Linked DNA regions of Homo sapiens: region 1 is linked to region 2. A link is a loop called in an ENCODE intact Hi-C map of the cell type or tissue named here. Cell type or tissue: PC-3. All regions are shown on one strand.

What was found. Peaks named below come from ENCODE experiments on the same cell type or tissue, not always from the same donor. Only the 100,000 strongest peaks of a DNase experiment are listed, where the experiment ranks them.
Region 1: a loop joins it to region 2, with 12 times the contacts of the local background. A loop is called at or near these places in 2 of 110 quality-filtered maps.

What each region holds. Positions count from the first base shown.
Region 1 is chr3:30,773,472-30,777,471 of GRCh38, forward strand. All of the region lies in intron 14 of GADL1 (glutamate decarboxylase like 1), which reads right to left. Among named protein-coding and RNA genes, the nearest start is that of GADL1, 120 kb to the right of the region's middle. In PC-3, no CTCF peak of the experiment used is centred here; a DNase peak (open chromatin) is centred at 1,790; H3K4me3 peaks cover 1,024 bases; H3K27ac peaks cover 1,750 bases.
Region 2 is chr3:31,075,567-31,079,566 of GRCh38, forward strand. No RefSeq gene overlaps it. Among named protein-coding and RNA genes, the nearest start is that of MIR466, 84 kb to the right of the region's middle. RefSeq lists a silencer at 1-148. In PC-3, no CTCF peak of the experiment used is centred here; DNase peaks (open chromatin) are centred at 1,715 and 2,475; H3K4me3 peaks cover 873 bases; H3K27ac peaks cover 2,732 bases.

The DNA.
Region 1 (4,000 bases), 300 kb before region 2:
CCTGCAACTTTATCTCTAAAAATATTTTGGCACCTCTTATGCACCCTTAAAACATAGTATTTTACATGTACTTAAGTATACTTAAGCATAAAATTTCGATATTAATATACTACAGTGGCTGTTTTAAACCCCTTTTTAATATGAATTATTTTGAAACACAATCTTGTCTGGACACTACAAATTTGTTTATAAGTTATGTACTAAAATTTAGCCAGCTCTTTATAGTTGAATAGTTTCTTCTGAAATATTTGCTATTTTAAAATAATGCCTATGAATGTCTTAGTAGCTTCTCCTCCATATTTCTATAACTTAATACATTTTTAGAAAAGGAATTGCTGAAAGATAAGATATTTGATATGTTTTATAATGTTGCTTTTCAGAAAAATGGTACAAAATTTACCCATGAATAGCTTACAGGAATCTCCTGACGCTCACCAACAGTAGACATCAACATTAAAAACTACAGTGATTTGTCAATTTGATTAGTGAAAGATATCCAGTACCCAATTTCCAGTGTTTCCTAACTCCTCTGGCCCAATTTACTCAGACATGGAGAGCTTTGGATGCCAAAGAGACAAGATTCGATTGGTAAGATATGGTAAGATTTTATCCTGTGAGACAGTGGTTCTCAAGGAAATGGTACAACATTCCTAGGGAATACCTAGGAAATTTGGGTAAATGTTTCAGATTTTCATGATTTTGAGAGGGTTGCTACTGGCATTTAGTAGGTGGAAACCAGAGGTGTCAGCTGCCCTGCACTGTGTAGAGCAATCTTGAGTGACATTGAACTGTGTCCCATGTTTTACACAACTTTCAAATGTCCTAGTAGAAATGTATGAGGTAAGAAGCTTGGTTATAATTATTCAAGCGCAGAACCTAACTGTTTAACATACCAATGCCAAATATTTTGTGGCCATTTTTAATAGTTTTCTACTACCATGTAAAGCAAGGGAAAAATGATTTCTTCAGAGTATTCGCAAAAGTTCATAATTTTTGAAAAGTATATCATTAATACCACACTGTTGCTGTTTTCATCACTAACATCACCTACTTATAATAGTCTGCATTCATAGACTACATTCACTGTGTTTCTAAGAGTATATGCAAGAATCTTATCACTTCCTTATGTATTCCAATACTGTCATGCTCAAGTATTTATATAATAAAACTTTTCTTATAAACTTTCTCTTTCATATTGTATATAAAGTCTTATGTTGCCTTTTACAAAACTGTATAGGGAGGTCATGTATTTCATTGGTTTCATTTTAGGAGAGTAAAGGGTATATTATTCTCCTAAATATTATATTTACTATAAATAGTGGTCATTGACTCTGACCGGGTTGAGAACTGTTGCTATATGGGACTAGGGAACAGGAAGCAAGTCAGAGACTTCCAGCAGAAGAGTGACATGAAGAAGCAGAGACGGAGGTAAAGAGGGGCTTGACGGTAAAGAAAATAAACTGGAAAAGGAGATGGCAGGAGGCAGAGAGACCAGAAAAGAGACAAATACAATCTAGGTAGGGAAGTAATGAAGACCTAAGATATCATAATGAGTGAGAGTCAGAGGAGGATTTTACGGAGGGCGTCTTGAAAAAGTGAAGTCGTTGGAACTCAGGCATCCAGTATCACAGTGTCATTGCATTGTTAGGCTACAGTGATTGTGTTCTCAAATAGTCTCACGTACGTGCACATACTTGCAAGCATACATATGCGCTCATACCCTTCAACTCTCCAGATTCATTACCAAATAATCCCTCTCCCCTTCTGCCGCCAAATGGAAGATTTATCGCACCAGCGATTCTGAAATGTGACAGCTCAACCTGACGTTAGTCTGAATCAGAGGGGCAAAGCCTTATTTGATTTGTGATTCTCTATCCAAGATAAACCCTGAAATAAATTTCAAGTGTGCTTTAAGTACACTACAGGTTATAAATCATATACTTGTATTCTCATTCTACAGTAAGCATAAAACCTCATAAACTATGTGATATATAATCTCCCTTCCCCCTTGCCAAATTCATGCACACTTCCTGACTTGCAGGGAGAGAATGATAGGAAATTAAGAAACTCAGAACCAGTGATAATTTGTCTGCAGCATGCATTTTTTCTATTCAGTAGCAACTATAACAAATGAAGTTGTTACTAGATCAGGCAAGGGGAAACCATGGTTGTAAATGGCAGAAAAGCATTTCCAAAATTAAGGGATGGAGAGTCCAAGATGGCTGACAGTAAAAAAAATAAACTGGATATTTACTGTATGATCATCCATTTTGGCAAATATTGGGGATAAGAGAATGTCCCAATTCCTGTTCAATTCCCAATTAAGATAAAAAGTGCACTACAGGCTGGGTGCGGTGGCTCACGCCTGTAATCCCAACAATTTGGGAGGCCGAGGCAGGTGGATCACCTGAGGTCAAAGCCTGGCCAACATGGTGAAACCCCATCTCGACAAAAATACAAAAATTCAGCTAAGCATGATGGTGGGTGCCTGTGATCACAGCTACTCGGGAGACTAGGGATGTGGGAATCGCTTGAACCCGAGAGGCGGAGGTTGCAGTGAGCAGAGATCGTGCCATTGCACCCCAGCCTGGGCGACAGCAAGACTCCGTCTTGGAAAAAAAAAATGCATTATATTCTGTATTTGAGATTAGCTTATATATCCATACTCAATTTCAATTTCTCTAAAAACAAACATGAGTCTGTCTAGTTATTCTAATCCCTGTCAGTCCAACAGTACTGAGTTAGACACAAATATCACATTCTTCATTGTTTTTCGTAAACAATTTCTAGCTTAGTGAGAAAAATGGTGACCCTATCTTTCTCAACTTGTAATTTCTTTCTCTACCCTACTAAAAAATGTCAGCCACATCCCATCATAGTGAAAAAATGTTCCTCTAAACTTCACCACTAAATTCTCACATTGTCCAGTTCCTGTTTCTCTTTATGGGTTACTTAACATCTGAAATGTATTCTTAAGCACTTTGCTATTTTGTGTGTGACAAATACAAGACAAATCCCCAAAGTCTATGCTACCTGCCTGAAATGGATAAGGGCACAGATATAACACCATCCATCTCTCCACATCTTTGCTCCCTGAGAGGGTTTGATAAGAGGTGTATTCTGTATTGGTCATCTATTATGTTACAGGTTAGGAGGTTTGAGCCATGAATAAACAGAAAATGACCTGAAGCTAAAAGGACACGCTGCCAAGTGAGGCAATCAGTGACCATGACTTAAAGGCTATGTTCTGCCCTCTTCCTTCTAGTTAGACTGGGGCAAAAATCCCAAGCTTTCTGCCGTGGAAGGCAAGGCTCCCATGACCCTCCCTCTGCCTGTTACTCTTCTCACCTCCCATCACTGCTTCTTTGCACCCCTGTGGTCTTTGAATCACATTCTCCCCTCTTGAGCCTCTGAGTTCTCATGCTGTGATTCTTCCTGGAATCTGCTTCTTTAAAATTGTCCCCTGACTGACATCTGCTTATTGTTAAAAACTCAGCTCTAGTATCACACATTGGGGTAGATACCCTTTCTCTCTACTTTCACTGCAAACAGTTAATCTCCATTCAGGTACTTCTTGGTTACCTTGTGATTGTCTCTTTACTCATTGTCTCTAGGAATATTGAGTTTCTCAAGGGCAGAGACACGTCCTTTTGATGTTTGTATTTCCAGTGCATAGTATAGTGGACACTCAGCAAATGTTTGTTGCTTACCTGAGTAGGGAGTCTTTTGTTTTTTGTCTTCTAAGGGGAAAATAGGCTATGGACAATGAAAATTGCTTTTAAAAAAAAAACGTTTTCCCCCTGAGGGTAAGGAGAGGGGTTTGCAAGTCAGAGCTTTTACTAACCAGGGTCATAAAGTCAGCTGTGCTGACTTGATCCCACTCAAGAGGTAGGGAATTGCCTGATTTTAATGGTGCTAGCCCATAAGAACTTGGACTCTACATGTCATGGCCACATAATCCCCAGTGAAACTCCCATGGGTTCACTTTCAGTATGCATTA
Region 2 (4,000 bases):
TCCCCCAGCTCAGCTGAGGGACTAAGTCCCTGAGAACAGAGATAAGCAGTCTTTTCAGGGTTTTGCCATTTTGATACTGAGGAGATTTAGGAGAGGCCTTTCCAGCATTTGGGGATATCTGTTAAGTATCAGAAATCACAGAACTTGGTCCTGTGGGAGACTTTGGTCACAGAAGGTCAAACTGAGAAGTTCCAGCACCCTGGTCATCTCTGATGAAATCTGAGGAAATCCACGGATTTGTCCACACGCACCCTGCCTCCCTTGAAGCCCTGCAATGGGCAGTAGGAGGGCCTGTGGGAAACACTGCCATTGCAGGTAAGAGGCTGCAACAGAGGGCCCCACCAGCTCGCCTCAGAATTACTCCTTGGATTATAAGAAAGCCTCGGGCACGCCCACAAAGTTCAAAAAAAGTGCCACCTGGGACTTCCTAGTCAGTTCAGAGCTCTTTTCAAACTAAATGACCACTCTGAACTGCTGCATTTTGAATCCACCAGCTGCAGAATCAACCAGCACTGACTTCAGAAGAGACTGAAAGGGGACGGGGTGCATCCCCTTTGCCACCGTTCCCCTGCAAGACAATTGTTCCTATTTAGCTCAGGCCTGTCAGTTAGAATTCACACCTCTATCCTCCCCACTGAGCCCCTGGACTGGGGTGAGAGCTCTGTGTTCAGAGAATCATTTTCATGGGCAGGAGCGTGAAAAGCAGGATGGTGGGTGGTGACTTTTGTTTGAAATGAATTGTGTCTGGGAGTCTTTTGAAGAGCAAAAAATAGACCTATTTATTGACCTAAAGCCATCCATGAAATGGGATATGATCTCTGGCACAAAGAATAGAATAGAAACTCCCCAATATTGTAGCTATCTAGAGATGAAAAAATTGTCTGGAGCTAAGACTTTATTTCTTCATCCGCATTCCTGATGCTGGGCTTCCTGCAGAATGCTGAACAGTATTATCTGTTTCTGGGCCTCAAATAAAGATAGAGAAAGAAAACGAGAGAGGGTGGGGTGGGGAGATCTAGCTAGCTACATTGATCTACAGATATACTTTAATAGTCCTCTTTACTTACAGACACTCTGAGACATGGTCAGACAGTTCACCTCACCTTGTTAATAGTAATTGGCATAAATGCTTCTTGAACTTTTGGCTAAGAGCAAGTGTAATGCCTGCTCTTACCAGTTTAATAATAATTGGCATCATTTTCTGAGCACTTATATAGGTGCCACATACTGTGACAACATTTATGCATATTATCTCATTAAATTCTTAAAACACTACATTTTAAAAAACCGATTAACTATAGCCACATTAAAAAAAAAAAAAAAGGAAAAGAAAACTGAGGCTCAAAACATTACTAAGCTTGCTTAAGGCCACATACCCAGGAAACTATATTAAAATTTGAACCCTGCTCGGCCTGAGCCCAATGCCTGAGTTCTTAACCACAGTGTCATTTAATTAAAGAAAAGTACACTCTAGAGAGTAACCATTCAACAGGCACTCGGGGTGGCCTTGGAAAGGAAAAGAAACACAATGAGACACTGAATGCACTTTAATATTTGAGAGAATTGGTTTCTCTTAAATGTGTCAGCCTATCATCCATGTTGTTCACAGCTTGAATCATAGGGTGGTTGTAGGTTGAGGGGAGCAGTCACCATTGACTCATCTCTGTCCTTCATCCTTTGTAGCTAGTCACCTACTAAATCCAGTGGATTCACCTTTGAAATGACTCATAACCACTCTTTCTTACTATATTTTTTCCTCCACTTTGAGCTCAGCCTTCATCTCTTCCTATTCAGATAACATCAACATTCTCCCCACTGGCTGGTCTGACTCAGCTCTCTCCTCATCCTGTCGGACTGCCCACTGCCAAACATGGTATCCTAAAATAGTGCGTCCAACATTTCACTATCCTGCTCAAACATCTGTGATTGCTCTCTAGTCTTTGTTGGCCTAAGTTCTGTTTTCTGCTTTATAGTCTGTCTTTCTCTCCCAGAACAAATGTCCATCCCCAGTCTGTACCCTTTTTCATCATCTGCCTTCCTTTTGCACCTGGCCACCCTTATCTGTATTATCCTCCCTCCCTCACATTGTTACCTAAATCATATCCAAATGTCAAGGTCAAGTCTCACTACACCCATGAAGGTTGTACTTTAAACCAAACCACTCAGTCCTTAACTTTTCTATAGATAAGAGGGGTATTCCAGTTTGGATTACTGACAAGAGGAAAGGCCCAGACAAGTATCTGAATGTAGAGATGTTATTTGGAAGTTACAGGAAGATATGATAGGGTGGTGGGGAAGAGGGACAAGATGGGAAAGGCAGCCAATAAAAGGTGCATTTTCAAGCCAGTTACCGCTGTGGACAACTGGAACTTAGTCCTGTGGGGAACAGGGGAGCCAGTATAGGATACACACTTCAATTATCTCATTCAAGGGGTGATGGGGTTGGAGTATGGATACACTGACTAATCATCAGTCATTGCTAGAGGGCTGCTCCCAGGGGGCATTCACTCCTCAGCACTTCTGTCCTACTAGCAAAACAAGCTCCAGTGGCAAAAGAAAGCCCCAGTCAAAAGAAATACTGGTGTTGGAAGTTGGCAATCAGATGGAGCAGACTGAGATGGTAGGAGCAATGGGATATATGAGTGGGACCTGGCAGCATCTGCTACAATAACCAGATAGTTTATTACCCAAACCCAGGCACTTTTGAGAGTGAAAAGAAATACTATTAATAATTATTGTGACAAAAAAATCAAGATGGTCCTAGGCAAATTAGTATGTATGGTATTGCATTTATAACAGTGAGTTTTATATCCGATTCTCCCCATCTCCACTCAGATGATATGATCCTTTAGGGTATGTTCAGTGTGGTCCAGCTACATGTGCCTTATTGAAGCCAGTACAGTGCTTAAGACAGCAGATGTTCAGAAAATACTGGATGGCTGGACATTGGATGAAGTAGCCACCAAAAATTCAAATTATGTTACTATTCAAAAAGCACAGCCTTTAAAGTCAGACAGTCCTGAGTTGAAACCCAAACCCCACTGACTTATTGTTAAACTGAGATGTAGATATGGCACATCTCTGAACTGTGTTTCCTTATCTTTAAAGTGGAGATGAAAATAATATATTCCTGTAGAGTTATCAAAGATCAGAGATGAGCTATAAGATAGTAGCTCTTAATATCCAGTAAATCAAACTATAGTAAATTAAAATATAGTCATTATTATTGCAAAAGCTATTTTTTAAAAAATGATACTATTGATGTCATCTTGCTCATTATTACCTCAGTCACATGCTGTAACTGGTACTTTGTCTCATCCCAGCATTTTGTTTTCTTCTCTGTGACTGTAGATGTTTTCACATAGCAGCAGGATTGAGCTTTCATAAATTGCACTTCCATTTGTGGAGACAAGGACCCTGGAATTGACTGGGCCATTCTCTAAGTCAGAGATGAAGAAGAATTTGGAAAAGGGAAAATATTTCCTGCAAAGAATTTGAGAGAATAAGACATGGCATGAGCGATTACCTGGACTGCCCAAAATCAGAATCTCCAGATTAAGCGTCACTGTTTCTCACCGTCTAAGAGGCTATGAATTAAGAGAAAAGCCACAGTAGAAAGATACCTGACTTTTCAAAAGGAGAATTCTGACACCTCGAAAGTAAACAAGTATTACTTAAGCTGCTGAGATGTCTTCCTAGCTTATCTCCATCACCATTACTTTTGATGTCCACTCAAAATTTTCTTTGTATTCACAGGATCACAGGAAAATAGAACAGATCTTACAGGTCCAATTACTAGTTCATATTGCAATGAAGCCTAAAAACACCATATTAACCCTGTATTGAGAGATAAGCAAGGGACAAATATGAGATGAAAATGGAGATGCATATCCTCTCACCCTCCCTTCTTACAACCTGCGTAGCCTGCTATCATACCCACTATGTCAGGGACCTTTATGATTTCTTTTAATGCATTTATTTTATCAATATAATACATACA